Linked DNA regions of Homo sapiens: region 2 is linked to region 1. Evidence: read pairs that join two places in POLR2A ChIA-PET (ENCODE). Cell type or tissue: Panc1. All regions are shown on one strand.

Evidence for each region. Peaks named below come from ENCODE experiments on the same cell type or tissue, not always from the same donor. Only the 100,000 strongest peaks of a DNase experiment are listed, where the experiment ranks them.
Region 2: POLR2A ChIA-PET joins it to region 1 with 12 read pairs; 2 of 35 experiments call an interaction of 5 or more read pairs at or near these places.

What each region holds. Positions count from the first base shown.
Region 1 is chr14:73,625,662-73,628,161 of GRCh38, forward strand. It overlaps a transcript of HEATR4 not described here. Among named protein-coding and RNA genes, the nearest start is that of ACOT6, 14 kb to the left of the region's middle. In Panc1, no CTCF peak of the experiment used is centred here; no DNase peak of the experiment used is centred here.
Region 2 is chr14:73,832,032-73,834,531 of GRCh38, forward strand. No RefSeq gene overlaps it. Among named protein-coding and RNA genes, the nearest start is that of LINC02274, 3.1 kb to the left of the region's middle. In Panc1, no CTCF peak of the experiment used is centred here; no DNase peak of the experiment used is centred here; H3K27ac peaks cover 2,500 bases.

The DNA of each region.
Region 1 (2,500 bases):
TTTTCATTATTATTATATCTGTTACGGTGATCTTTGATGTTACTACTGTAATTGTTTTGGGGCTCCCAGAACTGCACCCACATAAGATGGTGAACTTAATAAATGTTGTGTGTGTTCTGACTGCTCCACCAACTGGCCTTTCCCATCTGTTTCCCTCTCCTCAGGCCTCCCTATTCCCTGAGACAAAACAATATTGGAATTATGCCAGTTAATAACCCTACAATGGCCTCTAAGTGTTCAAGTGAAAGGAAGAGTCTCGGGTCTCTCACTTTAAATCAAAAGCTAGAAATGATGAAGCATAGAGAAAGCCAAGATAGGCTGAAAGCCAGGCCTCTTCCCCTAAGCAGTTAGCCAAGTTGTGAGTGCAAAGGAAAAGTTCTTGAAGGCAATTAAAAGTCCTACTTAAGTGAACACAGTAAAACATCCTTATGGCTGATTTGGAGAAAGTTTTAGTGGTCTGGATAGAAGATCAAACTAGCCACAACATTCCCTTAAGCTAAACAGCAGGGGTGTCCAATCTTTTGGTTTTCCTAGGCCACATTGGAAGAAGAAGAATTGTCTTGGGTCACACATAATATACAACAACGCTAATAATAGCTGATGAGCTTTAAGAAAATCGCAAAAAAAATCTCATAATGTTTTAAAAAAGTTTACAATTTTGTGTTGGGCCACATTCAAAGCCATCCTGGGCTGCATGGAGTTCACAAGCTGTAGGGTGGACAAGCTTAAGCTAAAGCCCAATCCAGAGCAAGGCCCTAATTCTCTTCAATTCTATGAAGGCTGGGAGAAGTTAGGAAGCTGCAGTAGAAAAGTTTAAAGCTAGCATATGTTGGCTTATTAAATTTAAGGAAAGAAGCCATCTCCATAATGTTAAAGTGCAAGTTTGCCAGGTGTGATGGTTCATGCCTGTAGTCACAGCTACTCTGGAGGCTGAGGAAGAAGGATCACTTGAGCCCAGAGGTTCAAAACCAGCCTGGGCAACATAGTGAGACCCTGTCTTAAAAAAAAAAAGTTCAAGGTGAAGCAGCAAACTCTGATGTAGAAGCTGCAGCAAGTTATCCAGAAGACCTAGCTGAGATAACTGATGAAGGTGGCTACACTAAACCACTAAACAACAGACAAACAGCCTTTTTTTTTTTTTTTTTTTTTTTTTTGAGACAGAGTTTTGCTATTGTTGCCCAGGCTAGAGTGCAATGGTACGATCTCAGCTCACGGCAACCTCTGCCTCCAAGTGATTCTCCTGCCTTAGCCCCCTAGGTAGCTGGGATTACAGGTATGCGCCACCACACCCCACTAATTTTTGTATTTTTAGTAGAGACAGGGTTTAGCCAAGTTGGTCAGGCTGGTCTCAAACTCCTGACCTCAGGTGATCCACCCGCCTCGGCCTCCTGAAGTGCTGGGATTACAGGTGTGAGCCACCATGCCCAGCCAAAACAGCCTTTTATTGGGAGAACTGCACCAGGCATAGACTTCTCCTCACTAGCTGTGAAAGTCCCAGTCATCTAGGACTTTCATAGTTAGTAAGGAGAAGTCTATCCCTGGTGCAATTCTCTCACTCAACGCAACAATCAACACAGAATACTTCTGTGACCAAATGTGGGAGGTTTCTCCCCACACACCAGGCAGGCAAACAGTTCTGCAGCAGACACCAGCTGGGTGTCCTCCAATTCAACTCTGACACAGTCTACCTGGAAATAACATCAGATCCCACAGGTTGAGGAGTAGGTCCCACAAGACCAGTCTCTTCCCACCAGTCTTAAGTCTAGGTTTTCAGAACTTCTGACTAACTGGCTTCACGTTGGGGTTCCAATGACCTCCTTGTTGGGTTTGATTTGCTGGAGTGACTCACAGAACTTGGGAAACACTTACTTCCACTTACTGGTTTACTATAAAGGATATTACAAGTGACACCGATAAGGAGATGTATAGGGAGAAAAGACACAGAGCTTCCATGTCCTCCCGGGCATGTCACTCTCCAGGAACCTCCATGTGTTCAGCTATCCAGAAGATCTCTGAACCCATTTCTGGGTTTTTATGGAAGCCTCATCATCTAGGCACGATTGATTAAATCATTGCCCATTGGTGATCAGCTTAACCCTAACGCTTTCCCTCCTCCCCAGGTTTGGTAGGTTTACAGTGGGGCTGAAAGTCCCAACAATTTTTTTTTTTTTTGAGACGGAATCTTACTCTCTGTTGCCTAGGCTGGAGGGCAGTGTTGTTCACTGCAACTTCCGTCTCCTGGATTCAAGTGATTCTCCTGCCTCAGCCTCCTGAGTAGCTGGGATTACAGGTGGGTGCCACCAAGCCTGGCTAATTTTTATATTTTTAGTAGAGACGGAGTCTTGCTATGTTAGCCAGGCTAGTCTCGAACTCCTGACCTCAAGTGATCTGCCCGCCTTGGCCTCCCAAAGTGCTGGGATTACAGGCGTGAGCCACTGTGTCTGGCTTTCAATTCTTTAATCCTGCCTTGGTGTTTCTGGTGACCAGCCCCCATACTGAA
Region 2 (2,500 bases), 210 kb after region 1:
AGTTGTTTGAATCCCACAAACATAACATTGAGGGAAAGAAGCATGATACAGAAGAATGTGCACAGTGGGAATCCACACATATAAAATTCAAATACAGGTGGTAGATTATAAAGAACAAGAAGGAATTAACATCATGAAAGTTAGTATAATAGTAATTCTGATAGGAGGGAGATGGTTGTGATCACTCAGGGGATGCACAGGGAACTTCTTGGGTGCTGATTATTACTATTTATTTTATTTTATTTTATTTTATTTTTGAGACAGAGTCTTGCTCTGTTACCCAGGCTTGCGTGCAATGGCACAATCACAAGTCATTGTAGCCTCAACCTTCTGGGCTCAAGTGATCCTCTCACCTTAGCCCCCCAAGTAGCTAGGACTATAGGCACGTGCCACCATGCCCAGCTAATTTTAAAATTTTTCATAGAGACGGGACATCACTTTGTTGCCCAGTCTTGAACTTCTGGGCTCAAGCAGTCCTCTGGCCTCAGCTTCCCATTGTGCTGGGATTACAGGTATAAGCCACCATGTTTGGCCATTATTATTTCTTGACTTGAGTGTTGGTTACACAGGGGGCTGCTTTGTAATTATTTTTTAAACTGTCCAAAGATATTCTATTCGTTTTTCTTTTTTCTCTTTTTTTTTGAGACAGAGTCTCGCTCTGTCACCCAGGCTTGAGTGCAGTAGCTCCATCTCAGCTCACGCAACCTCTGTCTCCAGGGTTCAAGCAATTCTCCTGCCTCAGCCTCCCGAGTAGCTGGGACTACAGGTGTGCACCACCATGCCTGGCTAACTTTTTTGTATTTTTAGTAGAGACAGGGTTTCACCATGTTGGCCAGGCTGGTCTCAAACTCCTGACCTCAGGTGATCCACCCAGCTAGGCCTCCCAAAGTGCTCAAAGTTTTCTATGCATTTTTCTATATGTATTTTTCTATATGTATGTTGTATTTTACTATTTTGAAAAGCAAAAATAAAGGAAGAAAGAAGAGGAGGGAAGGCAAAAGGTAAAAAGAAAGAAAGTAAGGAAGAAAAGGGAGAAAGAAGGAGGGAGAGAAGAAAGGAAGGAAGGAAAGGAATGCCAGCTCCTCAATCCAGACCTCATTTGTTTGTATAGCTAATCCAGATAAGGTTCTGGGAGACCTGGAAGAGAAGTGGTCAGGTTTTTGGGACAAATGGCACATAGCATCTGTGAATAATCAACTGTGCTAGATACTGCCAAATAGTTTTCCAAGTGACTGAATCCAATGTATTCCCTCCCCAGCCATGTATGAGTTCCCATTGTTACACATCCTCTTCATCATTTGATATCATCAGGCATAAAGACATCTTATTGTTGTTTTAAGTTGCATTTTCCTGCTAATTAATGAAGTTGAGCGTCTTTTAAATATATTTTTCCTCTTTTGTGAAGTGTCTATTTTTTTCTAGTGGGTTGCTTTTTTTTTTCATATTGATTCATTGGAGTATGCATTTTGGATATTAGGGCTTTGCTGGTTGAAAGTGTCTTTTTGATGGCTTGTTGCCTGTGTTTTTATAAGTAGGAGGGGTGGAGGCAGCAGGGGCCCACCACCTCTGAATTCCTTTGCCCACTGTTTGGGTGCCTCGGGGAATTTGCTCAGCCTTCATGGGCAGCGGTTGCCCTTTCTGACGCAACTAGGAATTCCTGGCACCACGACCAGGGGCCCTGCTCTCCCCTCAAGAGGCAAGCTGCCCAGGAAGCCAGGGAGGCCCCTGTGAGAATGACAGTGTGTGTGCTGTGCACACAGAGCCTGTTTTGTGTTTTCTTCCCCTCTACTCTCTTCCATTAGCAAAGAAAATGGAGTTTGGGCGCTGTGTCAACCACGTAAACTTTTACTTATACATCAGTGCAGAAAAGAACAAAATAGGAAAGGACTGCATGGTCGGCCAATTTCTGACGCCCTTTTTACTAGCCTGGATTTTAAGTCTAGAACACAATAGTAGAGGCTACCTAAGAACATTAAGGCAGCTGTGCCAGGGCAGAGAGAGGAGTTCCCATCTTGCCAGGGGCAGTCACATCACCTGCATCAGCATGTGAAGCAAACATAAAGAATGTCACTAATGGGCTTGGAGGTCATTAGCAACCCTGCCTAAAATACCTATCTGAATAAGGGACTGGCTCCCAGCAGGAAGTGAGGGGTAACTGAGTTGTTTCTAATAGTCCGTTCCTATTATCCTATGCTAATTCTCCCTGAGAGGAGGCTTGGCTGGTAAGGAGGGAGTGGTGGATCCTGAATTTATGATCATTTAAACAATTAATTTTTGCATATGACAGGGACAATAATTTTTGAGGTATAATTAGTCAGTTTCTCCCTGTTCCCTCCCAATCCCATTCTTTCCCCAACCCCAACCTCTTGAGGAAACTCTTGGTTTGTGAGTCATTGAGACTCCAACATTTGTGGACCAGTGCGGACTTGGGGTTGGGACTTGGGGGCACGCACCCACAGGGGCGCTGGAGCCTTTGGGGAACTGAAGAAAGATTTAAACA